3 separate regions of the Homo sapiens genome follow, and regions 2 and 3 are each linked to region 1. A link is an interaction called in ENCODE POLR2A ChIA-PET data of the cell type or tissue named here. Cell type or tissue: PC-9. All regions are shown on one strand. Each heading gives the region's core, and the rest is flanking DNA. Links, peaks and the distances in the headings are about the cores only.

Region 1 (5,481 bases), core at 196-5,195:
CAGTGAGCCAAGATTGCGCCACTGCACTCTAGCCTGGGCAACAGAGTGAGACTCCGTCCCCCCAAAAAAAAAAAAAAAGTGTATATATATATAAAATGTGTGTGTATCTATAAATGTGTGTATATATGTAAAATGTGTGTATATATATGTGTGTACGTGTATATATAAAATGTGTGTATATATATAATGTATGTGTGTATATACACACACATTAGATATATGATGTATATGTAGTTCAAATTTTCCTTCAAACCAGTTGTAATCTCTTATTTGTTCCTTTATTAATCAATGAGTTAAATAAAATTTTTGATACATGTTCATTTCATCTCTATGAAAGTCATGATTTTACCTTTAAAAAATGTATCCTTTATCTTTTAGCAATATACCAATATAAACACATTGCAAGATAGAGCTCTAGTGATAAAGTTTCCTTAGCTTCGTGGAAAGCCAACCTTGCTTCTGGCTCTGACATTTTGTGACACAGGAGACTAGGGTCACTAGGGTGACCTTGTGTGCTTTGAAAGGCACCTTAACTTTATGTCAAATTTAAATTTTAGGAGGGAGCCAACAAGAGAAACAGAAAGAGCTGTGGAACTGACATGATCATATTCAGAGCAAGAATAGTTCCCAACACCATCCGAGATTGTGTGGAACACCCAGGAATCAAATCCCAGGGGTTTCCTTCTACCAGGTTTCTTCCCATATTCCCCTAAATCTGACTGGGAACTCTTTATTCCAGAGCCCCTCCCTTCCTTTTTTCTTTTTATTTTTTATTTATTTATTTATTTTTGAGAGAGAGTCTCCTCCTGTTGCCCAGGCTGGAGTGCAGTGGTGCGATCTGGGCTCACCGCAACCTCCGCCTCCTGGGTTCAAGCGATTCTCCTGCCTCAGCCTCCCGAGTAAGTGGGACTGCAGACGCGCACCACCACGCTCAGCTAATTTTTGTATTTTTAGTAGAGATGAGGTTTCACCATATTGGCCAGGCTGGTCTCAAACTCCTGAGCTTGTGATCCACTCTCCTCGGCCTCCCAAAGTGCTGGGATTACAGGCGTGAGCCACTGCGCCCGGCCACACCTCCCTTCCTAAAGGAGAACATGCCAGATCAGCAAGTACAGGTATCCAGCTGCTGAGGTTTGTCCCATCACCTAGACTAGTTTGACAAGTCTTTCTGGGTTTAAAGAAGTGCGAGCCTAAGGGAACTGGCTTGTAGGAGCAAAAGAGTGATGCTGAGTTAAAATACAGCCTCTTAAATGATGAATTATAGAATTCTAATACCTGTTTACTAAATGATGTTCCCCAAACAATTAATACCTATACCTATCAGTTCTCAGACTGGAGTACCGGCAGCCACCAGCAGACCCACACCTGATCAACTGAGAGCATTAACTCTTTCCTCTTCCCTTTAACTGAGCTGAGAAAGGTTGCAATTTTTCAAGGTGAATTTTAATTTGTGAAATTCAAACTAGTGCTGTCTCTTTAGCAGTCTCTCATTAGAGCTGAAACTCAACTTTCAGGCCCCGTTCTTCTTGTACCTGATAGTGCTTCTTCCGTGGAAGAAACAGACCTCAAAGAACTGTGCAAAGGCCTGGCCCAGAATAACCTGAAGCTTTTGAAAAATGCAGGCCTCCATCCTTGATCCTCGATCATCCTTTTGAATAGCTTTAAGGACCAAACTCTGTGGTTAACACAAATGTAGGAGAAATAGCCCATCAGGAGCCAAAAAATTTCCCCAGGTTAATGCTATGTAGAACACTGTAGTTGAGTCGAACATTCTCCAAATTCTTCCCGAAGTACAAGAGATAGTAACAGTTAACATTTATTGAATGTCACTATGTGTCAGCCTCCAGCATAAGCCCTTTACTGGTGTTTACCATATCCTAGATGAGTCGATTGTAAAGGCTTTGTAAGTATTAGCTATCATTAACGCACCTGGAAGGGTTGTAAGGGTTAGAAGTGGCATATAGCTAGTGCCTGGCACATAGCAGGCACTCAGTAAATGTTTGCTAATATTGGTTTATACAGAATGCTTGAAAACTATGACTTTTAACTGGAGTGATTCTTTTATCTTACATGGAGAGATGTACATAAAGATGATAGTAACTATTTATCTCCAGTGAGTTGTAGCAGAGACTGGATTTGTTTGTATGGCCCTGAGGAAAAGATTTTTTTTAAGTTGGTATACGTCATAAGGAGCTGGTAAAAGGAAAGAAAAGGAGAGAGAAGAGAGAAAAGGAAGAGCAGAAGAAGGAAGTTAGGAGGTACGTTTAGAAGTGATGAGCTCTTAGGTATCTGTGGGGCTGTTCTGGAAGGGGCAGGACAGACTTTTTGTTTGTGTGTGTGTGTGTTTTTGTTTGTTTGTTTTTGTTTTTGAGACAGAGTCTGGCTCTGGCTCTGTCACCCAGGCTGGAGTGCAATGGCGTAATCTCTGCTCACTGCAACCTCCACCTCCCGGGTTCAAGGGATTCTCCTGCCTCAGCGTCCTGAGTAGCTGGGATTACAAGCACCCGCCACCATGTCTGGCTCATTTTTGTATTTTTAGTAGAGATGGGGTTTCACCTTGTGGGCCAGGCTAGTCTCAAACTCCTGACCTCAAGTGATCTGCCTGCCTTGGTCTCCCAAAGTGCTGGGATTACAGGCGTGAGCCACCGTGCCCAGCCAAGTTTTTGACAAGGATAATTATAAGGAGAATTCAAACACCAAATAAGCTTGCAGATCAAGGAAAATTTTACTCTAGCCTAATACCAAGTGCCGTCTCAAATCTACCTGGATGGCTTGAGATATGAGAGTGAGCACCATGGAGATTTTTCAAGGGCCTCCAGCTTCACAGGACAAAGAGTTTTACAACAAATGAAATGCTGATCAATTAAGAAAAGGATAAGGGTTATTCCTGAATAAACAATAGGTAATTTCCACACCATTTATTTTTAAAAGCTCCTTGGAATTAGCAAGAGAGTGAACTTTCCCCTATCAGACCAACATTCCTGAGGCCAGTACTAAGTTACTTTTTTTTTCTTCCTTTCTGTTGTCAGAGGACAGTGGACAATATTTGTAAAGCATCAGGTTCCTTTTCCTCTGTTGATGGAACCTAATGCTTTCCGAGTATTGCAGTGATGTGGAACCAATCTAAATGCCCATCAATGACAAACTGGATATGTGTGAAAATTTTGTATATATATACCATGGAATACTATGCAGCCATAAAAAGAATGAAATCATATCTTTTGCGGGAACATGGATGAAGCTGGAGGCCATTATCCTTAGCAAACTAAACAGGAACAGAAAATCAAATACTGTAAGTTCTCATTTATAAGTGGAAGCTAAATGATGAGAATTCATGAACTTAAAGAAGGTAACAACAGACTGGGCGTGGTGGCTCACACCTGTAATCCCAGCACTTTGGGAGGCCAAGGCAGGTTGATCACCTGAGGTTAGCCTGGCCAACATGGTGAAACCCCGTCTCTACTAAAAATATAAAAATTAGCTGGGTGTGGTGATGGGTACCTATAATCCCAGCTATTTGGGAGGCTGAGGCAGGAGAATTGCTTGAACCCGGGAGATGGAGGTTGCAGTGAGCCAAGATCATGCCACTGCACTTCGGCCTGGGTGACAGAGTGAGACTTCTTCTCAAAAAAAGGAAAGAAAAAGAAGGGAACAACAGACACTGGGACCCATTTGAGGGTGGAATGTAGGAGGATGCAGAGAAGCAGAAAAAATAGCTATTGGGTACTAAGCTTAGTAGCTGGGTGACAAAATAATCTATATAACAAACCCTCATGAAACCAGTTTACCTATATAACAAACCTGCACATGTACCCCCGAACCTAAAATAAAAGTTAAAAAGTAAAAAGCATTATGGAATTTGTTAGTTAAATAAATGTGAAAATGAAATTCTTAGAATATGCTGGACTTTTTTGTAAAATGAAGAATTTCTCCTCCTGTAATAAGGAATTCTACACCTATAGACATTTTAAAAATAAAACACTTGACAAATATATAATGATACTTTTATTATCAGTCAACATAGTCCTTGACAAAGTGAGCTTCGTTATAGAACTGTTTTTAGGAAAAAAAAAAACAGAGCTTAAAAAACAAAATATATGTTAACTGGATAATATGTATTTCTGTAGGCTGGGTGCAATGGCTCACGCCTGTAATCCCAGCACTTTGGGAGGCCGAGGAAGGTGGATCATGAGGTCAGGAGTTCGAGACCAGCCTGGCCAACATAGTGAAACCCCATCTCTACTAAAAATACAAAAATTAGCCAGGCATGGTGGCACGTGCCTGTAGCCCAGCTACTTGGGAGGTTGAGGCAGGAGAATCACTTCAACCTGGGAGGCGGAGGTTGCCGTGAGCTGAGGTAGTGCCACTGCATTCCAGCCTGGACAACAGAGTGAGACTCCATCTCAAAAAAGAAAAAGAAAAAAAATATATATATACATATATATATTTCAATAAAATATTTTACAAAAATATGATAAAAGTTTATTGTAATATAATCAGATTTCTGATTTTCACTCAATTTAAACCCAACCTAATGGCAAATGCAAACCCTAATAAGGCATTTTGTGGAACATCATACAGTTAACTCACCAACAGATACCTTGGTGTATAGTATGGTATAGTGGCTAAGTGAGTTGGCTTAAGAGCCAGACTGTCTGGTTCAAATCCTGACTCTATAACTCAACAGCTATTGACCTTAGGCAAATTACTCAAACTTTAATGCTTCACCTCCAAAATGGACATAACCAGTATCCACTTCATAGGGTTGTTTCAAGTTAATAAAAGGAAAGCACAGGCATGAAGTAATTGGCCAGTCAATGTCAGATACCATTGTTATTAGGACCGATTTTTTTTTTTATACAGGGTCTTACTCTATCACTCAGGCTGGAGTACAGTGGAGGGAACACAGCTCACTGCAGCCTCAACCTCCCAGGCTCAAGTAATCCTCCCACCTCAGCCTCCCAAGTAGCTGGGACCACAGGCACGTGTCACCACGCCCAGCTAATTTTTTGATTTTTTTGTACAGACAGGCCCTCAGGATGATGCTCAGGCTAGTCTTGAACTCCTGGGCTCAAGTGATCCTCCTGCCTCAGACTCCCAAAGTGTTGGGATTACAAGCGTGAGCCACTGCGCCCAGCTAGGACTAATATTAAAGAAAGAAGAAAACACATTACTCTTCAGAAAGGTTGACTGAGATGCTAAGTTAAAATACAGAGCCACAAATGAGCAACTGTAAAATCTGAATGTCTCTGTACTAGATGTTCCCCAAGTAAAAATACGTATGTTGGCATAAAAAGCCAACATTGTATTTTCGGAGACATAGATTTTCTTGTTTGCTTTTTAGCATGCATACGATGAGACAAACAGTACCTTTCGCTATATATGTGAAGGTGTAGGTATTGTTTAAGAGGTGGGTATTTATCAGAGAATTTCATGGGGTATTCCATGTGATCTCAAAGTGAACTTTTTCCACTCTAATGA
Region 2 (5,481 bases), core at 152-5,151, 82 kb after region 1:
TCTGGGAACCTAACTCTGTTTATAAGGTTGTTCATGTGGGAAACAGTGTTTCAGGTCTCAAACAGCTAATTAAGAAGTGAACTTTTGACAATGAAAATCCAAAAATTAGAGCCATCTGACATGACACTAGGTAACGTAAAGTACCTCTTTGGAAATCTTGAATTGGTCAGTAACCATTGAGGCCTCATTGCCTGAGATCAGGATATTATCTCAGAAAAAACCCGTTGTCAACCATATTTATTTATTCATTAATCTATTCTGCAAAATATTTGATCTCTACCTATGTGCCAAGGAGTAGTATATGTGCTAGAGATAGAACAGTAAATAAAATGATATCCCTGGCCTCAGGGATCTTATATTCTTCTGGGAGGATGTACATAAAGTAAACATTCTATAAATCAATTTCCCTGTTTCATGTATGAAGTTATGTTGTGAGTTGTAACACAAATAAAATTTGCAGCATATTATTCTGCCCTTGTAATACAGCATTATAGGTTTTTGAGCTGAGTAATAATAATAAGCACTTTTATAGCAATTAGTATGAGCCAGGTTCTGTCCTAAGTGCTTCTTCAGTATGTTAGCTGATTTAATGTTTATAGGAACCCTATAAGATATGATTAATATTATCCTCATTTTATAGAGGAGCAAAGTGGGACACGGAGAGATTAAGTCCAAGGTCATTTAGTGAGTATTACAAATTAAGATTTGGGCCACCACAGTTTAACCCCAAGCATCTATGCTTTTAACCATTGTGCTATACTATCTTACCTTTTAAAATTGATATTGTGACAGATTTTCGTATCCTTTATGAAATTTTCTTGGTGGTTATCGCGGCGATCACTTATCTAAAGCATTTCTATTTCTTTAACATTCTAGGTTATTTCCTCATATTTCATACTAAACAAACTATTTCCTCTGTTTCTGATGCTAAACTAACTAAAATATAAATTGTATCTAGTATCTGCATTTCTATCAACTCATATTTATCTTTAGCATTAGGTTTAGTTTTGTATACCAAAATCCAAAATAAGTTATTAAAATGTTGTTTTAGATCTGCTTTCTCTAACTTCTAAAAAAACTGGAATTTAGTAGCAAAATTGTTGGGTTTCAGCTTATTCCATTTTTCAAAATTAAGCTAAAATTGCCAATAAATAGTAAAAGGAAGAAAAAAGGGAAGTAGAATAAAAGTCCTGAACTCTAAAAGCCAGATGGTTTCTGTAGCATATAGACTTACAGAATTTTGTCTAAGGGGTTAGTAAAACCGATTTTACTTTACTTCTTAATATTATGTCTATATACTTGATATTATTTTTAAATATTAATTTATTGATCTCTTTCTTTTTAGTACACTGTGTGGAATTTTGTTCCAAAAAATTTATTTGAACAGTTCAGAAGAGTGGCAAACTTTTATTTTCTTATTATATTTTTGGTTCAGGTAAGCTTTATTACTCAATCTTAAGTTTGTAAACATAGTTTCTAAAAATATGTCTTGGAACAAAGAAAAATTACATTGTGTTGCTAATCATTTGACCATGTGACCATTTTTTCTGCAGTGCTTCTGCATTGTATTCAGTGAATACAATGATCTGTCATATCTAGATTTCTAAAAGAAATAGCCTGTAAACTTTAAGATCAATTGTATATTGTTTCATCAATAATGTGCTGTAGTACTTAGATTAACCATAATCTTAGCTAAGAGTGTAACCTAATATCTTTCAGATATTCTGCCTCAGAACATAAATGTTTAGGCTTTTAATATATAGTTCATATTTTCGGTACATTTCTGCCTGTGGAATCATCTTTGTACAAAGTAAACTTTTCTTTGGCTTTTAATTTTTTAATTTAAATTTAACTTAAATTTAAGTTATTTAATAAGAATTGTAATTTTTAAGTATCCCTGTGGGTGAAGTTTTTTTTTTTTCCAGGAGACTGTTTTCTTTGCTTAAGTCTGTGTTTATTATAGGCTGTTAGACAGTTTCTTAATTTTCACCTTGTGCTTAAAAAAATTATATATGTATATAAAATCAAGAGAACTTGAGTATAAATCAAGATTTTAAAATAGTGATGGCCATTTTCCTTTAAAGAAGTTATTCTTTTCCGATAAAACTTGGCAATTTCAGTGTAGCATCAAATATATAAACTCTGAACTCTTCTCTCAGTAGAACCTGGGATTTCAAATGAAAAATTGAAACTTGTCAAATAATCATTTTAATGCTTTAGGAAACATTTACTTTTTAAAAAGAAAAAATTGCTTTCTTTCATGAACAGACAAGGAACTTCTGATTTTCTGCCCATAGACCGTTCGCTTGGCTTTCTTGGAAAAGCAAGAAATGTATGCTAACCATATCCACGTAACATCCATACATTTGTGAAATCACTAGCTAAGATGAATTCAGCTTGTCCATGGAATAGAACAAATTTAATGGGCCTATCCGGAGTAAAGGAACATCATTTTCCTAGTTATCCACCTCTGGCTCTGTTGGATGTAACAAAATCACTTATAGAAAAAAATTCTTTCCATAGTCCCATTCCTAGTTTTCTTTCCCTAGTGTTGATATCATTCTGAATCCAAGGGTAAAAATTGCTGACAGACTCTTCAGCATTTATCAGGATGTGCAAAGAAATGTGAAACGAGATCTGAGTAGCTGTAGTTCCACTCCTTGGCGAATATTGAAGAACTTTGTGTTTAAACAGAGTTGCTGAGTCCAGTCTAGCCATGTATGTGGATAGGCAATAGATTTAAATAGTCTTCCAACCCCACATAATAGCCAACAAAGTGAAGTTGTGAAATCGTGAACTAAAGTATACTCACTGTGTAATGTGAAATTTTAGATGTTAATAGTGTGATGTGCACAATATAAAAATATAATATTCTGTATTCTTTTTTATAAATCTAGCTTATGATTGATACACCTACCAGTCCAGTTACCAGTGGACTTCCATTATTCTTTGTGATAACAGTAACTGCCATAAAGCAGGTATGAAATACTTTCTTTTTTTAATTTTCCTCTAAGTCATTTAGAAGTTGCTAAATATTTCCACTCCAAAGTAACATTTATTGTTGTGAAAATAATTTCCATAAGAAAGCAGCAAATTTGTCTGATACGTAGTAAAATTAAACTGAATTAGCCACTCTGTTATATTTCAGGTACCTGGTGACTCATGGAATGATTAACATCGTTAAAATATGTAGTTCCCTTGACAGAGCTAGAAAGCATCCAAAAACAAGTATTGTATATGTATAAACCATTTATATATGAAATAGATTTCTTAATTATAATCATCTTTGTAGAGTTTGGTGATATTTAAAGGAAATACAATTCAAAAGAGATATGTTTATAGAGAGCAGGGTATATACTTCTGGTGTGAACATTTGTGAGTAAAAACTATGTAGTTCAAAAATTAGGGTGTGGTAGCACATACCTGTGGTCCCAGCTACTTGGTGGGCTGAGGTGGGAGGAACGCTTGAGCCCAGGAGGTAGAGGCTGCCCTGAGCCGTGATTATGTCACTGCACTCCCACCTGGTTGACAGAGTGAGATCCTGTCTCAAAAAAAAAAAAAAAAATGTATAGTCCTTTTCTGCTGTTTACAACTTTCTCTTATGAGTTTAGTTTTTATGTATTTTCCCCCTGGGGAAATATTTTCAATCAGAGCATGAATTGACATTAAAATCTAGTTACAGAGAAACAAGGTTATTAGATAAACATATAGAATAAGAAGGAAATTCATAGAAATGTCCTGTTGATTTAGCTACTACTTCTCAAAAAGGTCTTGGCAGGGTTTCAGTTATACAGAGATGATTCCTTCCACCTGCAAGAGAATTAACTGAATTTTCTCAGGCAAATGTGAATTTTTCATTTTATAAGATGTAGGGATAAGGCATAAATTGACATGGAAATAAAATTGACAAACATTTTACAGTTCTGGGATGAAGTATATTCTTTATTGCATACATAAGAAAGATAGAGGAGCCTATAGATTAACAATTAGATTATGCATCTACATGTCAGAGAATACTAGGCCACAGCTCTAAGTTCGATTTTACTTTCTTCACTTTTCCATTGGAGATTAAAATGTGTGTATATCAGTCGATATGCATTTAAATCACTCCATATAATTATTCACCTGATGAATATTTACTTTGATGAAATAAATGACAAACAGATGTCATTTATTTCAACAAAGTAACATGTTTGTCCTTTGGACCTCGTTTCTATATATACTTTCACCTTAGGTAATTTCATCCCATCCAGCAGAATGAAGTTACCATCTCTATGATGATGGTTCCCAAATTTATGTTTATCCTGAAACTATTCTTTGAACTCCAAACACACATGTACAACTGTTTGTACAACATTTCAACTTTGTCATCTCACAAGAATCTCAAACATGACTCGATTTTTTTCCCCCTCAAAAACTATACTACTAGTTCTTGTTATTCTGCAGTTTATTAAATGGCACTACCATCCAACCACCGCAAGCCTTGACATCATCATCCTTTGACTGTTCTGTTTTATCCCTACCTTCAAGATCTCCCTCATTAGTCCAAGCCACCATCATCTTTTGTCTGGACAATTGCATTCTTTTCTGAAGAGTTCTCTCATTTCCGCTCTTACTCTCCTATGGTTTTCACAGAGCAGCCAGATTGATCTCTTAAAATCAGATCACACTACCCTCCCACTTAAAGCTACTGAACAGTAGCTTTGCATCACCACTTTGACCAAAACATGTCTTTTCAGTGATCTACAAAGACATAAAGACGTACAGAGTCTAGACCCTGGTTCCTTCTTCATTTCCTACCATTTTTTTTTTTAAACTCACTGTGCTGCAGCTACACTCCTCTACTTGTCCTCGAACACAGTAAGCATGCTCCTATCTCAAGATTTTATGACTTGCTGTACTTTCTTCCTGGAAAGTTCTTCTGCCAGATAATTGCATTCTCAATTCATTTTACTCTATACTTAAACTTTGACCACCATGCCACTCTTATTTCTTAGTCTGTCCTTTTTTTCCTTCATATCATTTATTCTTTTGTTCTATTGATAAAAGTTGGTATTTTAGTTTATCCGTCACTTTCATTTGAATGTCTAGCTCTACGGTGCCAGATAATTTATTCTATATACCTGCTTATTTCCCATTAGCAGAACAAGACCATGCACATATTGGGCCTTCAGTAGTTGTTTAACAGATGAATAAATGAATGAATGAACTTATTGGATATTTTTAAAGCCATGTAAAATGTTGCAATACCTCTTGTCCTTATTTCCCAATGTATATTTGGCCAAATATGGACTGCATTTAACTGGAATATGATACCATTAACTGAGTTGAAAAAAAGTTGGTGAATTTTTATCTACAAGTAAGAGTTTAATATAATCATAATAATAATTGACAATCAGTCTCCTTCCAAAATTGGTTTAAGTAAAAGTGAATAAAGGCAGAAAGCAAAAAGGTTATGCCTAGAACCTGTGTTAGTATGAT
Region 3 (5,481 bases), core at 195-5,194, 170 kb after region 1:
GTGCTCAGTAGGAGTGTGTTTATGGTACTCTTTTATGGTTTGTATAACTTTCTTTTTTAAATTATACATATACTATTTCCTTTTTATTTTTTTAAAATTTTTTTGCTTTTTGTCTTTACAAAATAATCTCAACATAACAGTGAAGTCAAAGGCTTTCCTTTTCTTACTCTGTATGTATATTTTCCAGTTGGTTATTTGAGGCTTTGAGGTATTTATAAACACAAAAGGCTGTATTTCTGCTCCCCTACCTCTTCTTATGTCTGTAATGAAGTTTTGAAATGAGTCATGATTTTTAAGTTTCTTTTGCTTGGTATTTATTGCCTAATTAAAAGTGTATGAGTTAGAACAGGCTTTTTAAATTATGGAGTAAAAGAATCTTAGCATTTTTGTCCCCTCCTAAATCTGTTTCTTGAATGAGATTTATCACCATGCCTGCTGTTGTGCACCATAACGAAAAAAAACACCTTTTGGTAAACACCATTTAAAATTCATTTAAACTTGCAATGGATTTATTTATTCATACATTTCCCCAAGAGTTATATCACTATTTAGAGGATGTTAGGGGGTAGAAAGAGCTTTTTCCACACTTGGTGTTCTTTAGGTGAATGATACCATATTCTCAAAATCAGGGCAGCAGTACACGGTATGCATGGAGGTACAAATGGGCAGGGAGAGATGTTGGTTGCCATTGTCCCAAATGTGCTACATGAATATTAGCACTTTCTACATGTGCCAGGGCTTGGAAAAGGTTGGAAATTACCCCAGGAACAGGTTATAAAGAGTGAAGAAGGCACTACTCCTATCTACTGGAAAAAGGATTTTTATTATTTGGTTAGCTTTGTGTTTTAAAAAAATGATGAGTATGATATCATTCATCTGTTATAAAATTCAGGTAACTTTTACTGGTGAACTTGTTAGTTCTCACTTTAGCTTTAGCTTAGCCATGCCTTTATGATACAATTGAATTTATAAATAGCATTCTTATGTTAACATAATGTCTGTGGTTTCAATCCCCGTTTATTCTGACTTGATTATAACGTGATCTGAAATATTTCCATAATGCTGTGATACCATTTTGTAGTAATTTCATTCCACGTAGAAGGATGAGCACTTAAACTCTGGGACTTTGTTATGATTTACATAATTGTATTATAAAATGTGGCTCTGTCATGTACCTAGGCCAGCAAATTTCCCAAAGAGCTTGATTTATAATACTATTTTACCTAATAACATAGCTTCATTGCACAGAATCAAGATAGGAGTTAGACTAAGATACAATAGAACCTCTACAGAATTTTTTCAACTTCTCCTTCAATGGAAATTTCTCTTTAATGACAATATACGTTTTTGTTAATGATTTTTTTAAAACTAGAATTAATTTTAAATGAGCCCCAGATTTTTTCTGCTATATACATATATCCATTTTCTTGATATCGATTATGGTAATATGCCCCCATTATTCTTTACATAGCCATTTTGATGCAGCATTACCTCTTTTGAACCTGCCCCAGGAGTTATTGAATTTACTTTTACATGTTCTCTTGAAGGTAGCTATTATCATCTATACTTCTTTTCACTTAAAATTGCGCCATATTGTTTTTTTCTGAATTTTTTTATTCTCCTAATAAAATGTTTAACTTAGTAATTAATATCATATTAGACTATAAATGCCCTTCCAGGTTTCTCCAACATCACAGGTTATATTATTGGTTACTATTATTTTCTTACCCTTTTTCTCATGTGAATAATCTAGAAGGTCTTTTCAGACCTGTTCATTCTTTTCTAGGGGATAAAGTCATATAATAACACCAAGCTACCTGGTGCTTTTCAAGGGCTATGTGAAAATTGCCATAGATGCATCAATATTGTATTTAAACTTGCAAAGTCATTTTGATACATAGAGTTCTCTTTTTGTTTACATATAATTGTATTTGTGAAATGTGTTGGGCATTTCCATTGTGACTTTAGAGTAGCATCTATTCTATGTTTCTATTTCATGTCTAATTTAAGAGGTGGGGCAAGTCTGAGACTGCCATTCCAAGATGTAGAAGCCCTTAGCTGTGTGTTCCATTGACATAGTAAAGTCAAGAGTAATGGGCATCACTTGAGAAATGCCACCAGTGTTTTTATGTGACAGATTTCTTTGGTGATTACATTTGTACCATCCAGGCACAAAAATTTGACTTACATTTTATTAATTGATGTTGTCAATGAAGTATCCCATATTGCAAGCTCAGTTTCAAAGAGAGCATCATGGTGCTATATAAAGAATATGCCATGTTGCACCCTAAAGAGCTGGATTTTAGCAATAAAAGATTTTCTGTTCGTGTATTACTAACAGTTAAGCTACTGTATCCTCATCAAAACTATCTTCTAAATAGAAAGTAATATGTAGTTCAAGTGTTTAATGTTCTGTCAAAAATTATATTTAACATATGAATGCACATGTGTGCTTTGAAAAAAAATTTAAAATGAAGGAGACTTTACCTAATAAGATTATTCTGTGTAAGCAATGTGGAAAGAAGAAAAACTAATATAAAGTATTGGCAGTTTGGAATTGGACATCTGACTCCGGATAATTGGAGTACTGATAGCTGTTATAGTTAAAAGTTATAGTTAAAAGCATACTTGTCCCCTGTAAATACTTACTCTTTAAGAAATTTTCATCTTCTCATTTTATTCATTTATTCTGCAAATACTGGGTGCCCAATATATGTCAGACACAGTTCTAGATGCTAGGGAGACAGTAGTGAACAAGTCCTTCCCTAACCTAAGGTAGATACTGTTCCAGCTTTTCTAGAAACTAGTCGAATTAAAGTTGAGCTACATACAAACTTAGCATCTCTGGGAAAGAGAAAATATTTGACAAAGGTGAATTGGGGCCTTTTTTAACGCTCATCTCTTCCTGTAACATCTCTGTTTAGGGAAGGTGGGAACCCTGGAAAAAGTTACATAAAATGTATTTATTGTTAAATGTGTTTAGTCTCATAAGAAAAGCAGTCTTTCACTTGGTAATCCTAATACTGTCCTTGAACTAGGTTAGTCTATTTTAAGCATGGCAGGCTACTTTTGGTCTTGAGTTATTTTAGCTTAAATTAACTCAAGCTAATTTAAGTTTACAGCTGCACATAAAGTATTATGTAATGACTTGCTTTAGGGCCTTATCATTCAAACACCAGTTAACTTTTCCAGACCAGTAGAGGATCGTTTGTCCTTATTAAGTGAAAACGCTAGTGACCTACAGGTGTCTTTGATGCCTTTTGAATACATCATTCGCTACATTCAAGCTAATTATGCGGAAGTCTTTAGAATAGGATTTATAGCTGAAATGAAATGATCAATAATAGGAACATACTACTGTTTCATTCCAAAGCCTTTGGTAAGTGGGATTTGGGTTTGTTTTTGTAAACTGAACTTTTCAGTAAAACAATGTGCATAACTCTTAATAACATACTTCTTATTGAATTGTTAACACTTTAAAAGCAGCTCATGCTTTACTACATATAGAAACTGTTTTAATGCTAATGAATGTTTGAATTTTGGCTAATATTTTTATATGATGACTAGAGCATTATTTTTCCCAAGTTTTTATATAATATAAATAGAAAGTTTGGGCATTCGATACTAGTATGAAGAACCTCTCTTTAGTATTTAAATGAATCAATCAGTGATTGCATTTGGGTCCTAAGTTTTAGAGTAAATTTTTTTCTCAATTAAAACATAGGTCCTGGTGAGCCAAACTTTTCTCTTATTGTTACTTTAGATCATGGAGTGCATCGGATCCTTTCTATACCAACGACAGGAGCATCTTGACTCTCTCCACAATGGACTCATCTACTTGTTAAAGGGGCAGTAGTACTTTGTGGGAGCCAGTTCACCTCCTTTCCTAAAATTCAGTGTGATCACCCTGTTAATGGCCACACTAGCTCTGAAATTAATTTCCAAAATCTTTGTAGTAGTTCATACCCACTCAGAGTTATAATGGCAAACAAACAGAAAGCATTAGTACAAGCCCCTCCCAACACCCTTAATTTGAATCTGAACATGTTAAAATTTGAGAATAAAGAGACATTTTTCATCTCTTTGTCTGGTTTGTCCCTTGTGCTTATGGGACTCCTAATGGCATTTCAGTCTGTTGCTGAGGCCATTATATTTTAATATAAATGTAGAAAAAAGAGAGAAATCTTAGTAAAGAGTATTTTTTAGTATTAGCTTGATTATTGACTCTTCTATTTAAATCTGCTTCTGTAAATTATGCTGAAAGTTTGCCTTGAGAACTCTATTTTTTTATTAGAGTTATATTTAAAGCTTTTCATGGGAAAAGTTAATGTGAATACTGAGGAATTTTGGTCCCTCAGTGACCTGTGTTGTTAATTCATTAATGCATTCTGAGTTCACAGAGCAAATTAGGAGAATCATTTCCAACCATTATTTACTGCAGTATGGGGAGTAAATTTATACCAATTCCTCTAACTGTACTGTAACACAGCCTGTAAAGTTAGCCATATAAATGCAAGGGTATATCATATATACAAATCAGGAATCAGGTCCGTTCACCGAACTTCAAATTGATGTTTACTAATATTTTTGTGACAGAGTATAAAGACCCTATAGTGGGTAAATTAGATACTATTAGCATATTATTAATTTAATGTCTTTATCATTGGATCTTTTGCATGCTTTAATCTGGTTAACATATTTAAATTTGCTTTTTTTCTCTTTACCTGAAGGCTCTGTGTATAGTATTTCATGACATCGTTGTACAGTTTAACTATATCAATAAAAAGTTTGGACAGTATTTAAATATTGCAAATATGTTTAATTATACAAATCAGAATAGTATGGGTAATTAAATGAATACAAAAAGAAGAGCCTCTTTCTGCAGCCGACTTAGACATGCTCTTCCCTTTCTATAAGCTAGATTTTAGAATAAAGGGTTTCAGTTAATAATCTTATTTTCAGGTTATGTCATCTAACTTATAGCAAACTACCACAATACAGTGAGTTCTGCCAGTGTCCCAGTACAAGGCATATTTCAGGTGTGGCTGTGGAATGTAAAAATGCTCAACTTGTATCAGGTAATGTTAGCAATAAATTAAATGCTAAGAATGATTAATCGGGTACATGTTACTGTAATTAACTCATTGCACTTCAAAACCTAACTTCCATCCTGAATTTATCAAGTAGTTCAGTATTGTCATTTGTTTTTGTTTTATTGAAAAGTAATGTTGTCTTAAGATTTAGAAGTGATTATTAGCTTGAGAACTATTACCCAGCTCTAAGCAAATAATGATTGTATACATATTAAGATAATGGTTAAATGCGGTTTTACCAAGTTTTCCCTTGAAAATGTAATTCCTTTATGGAGATTTATTGTGCAGCCCTAAGCTTCCTTCCCATTTCATGAATATAAGGCTTCTAGAATTGGACTGGCAGGGGAAAGAATGGTAGAGACAGAAATTAAGACTTTATCCTTGTTTG

What was found. ChIA-PET counts read pairs that join two places held together with the same protein. Peaks named below come from ENCODE experiments on the same cell type or tissue, not always from the same donor. Only the 100,000 strongest peaks of a DNase experiment are listed, where the experiment ranks them.
Region 2: POLR2A ChIA-PET joins it to region 1 with 13 read pairs; 2 of 35 experiments call an interaction of 5 or more read pairs at or near these places.
Region 3: POLR2A ChIA-PET joins it to region 1 with 13 read pairs; 2 of 35 experiments call an interaction of 5 or more read pairs at or near these places.

Annotation. Positions count from the first base shown.
Region 1 is chr3:182,745,182-182,750,662 of GRCh38, forward strand. No RefSeq gene overlaps it. Among named protein-coding and RNA genes, the nearest start is that of ATP11B-DT, 45 kb to the right of the region's middle. In PC-9, for the core only: no CTCF peak of the experiment used is centred there; a DNase peak (open chromatin) is centred at 2,930.
Region 2 is chr3:182,826,775-182,832,255 of GRCh38, forward strand. ATP11B (ATPase phospholipid transporting 11B (putative)) reads left to right here. Exons shown (of 30, transcript NM_014616.3): 3 at 1,346-1,435; 4 at 2,898-2,978. Among named protein-coding and RNA genes, the nearest start is that of ATP11B, 36 kb to the left of the region's middle. In PC-9, for the core only: no CTCF peak of the experiment used is centred there; no DNase peak of the experiment used is centred there.
Region 3 is chr3:182,914,260-182,919,740 of GRCh38, forward strand. ATP11B (ATPase phospholipid transporting 11B (putative)) reads left to right here. Exons shown (of 30, transcript NM_014616.3): 30 at 3,764-5,481. The coding sequence ends at 3,845. Among named protein-coding and RNA genes, the nearest start is that of DCUN1D1, 64 kb to the right of the region's middle. In PC-9, for the core only: no CTCF peak of the experiment used is centred there; no DNase peak of the experiment used is centred there.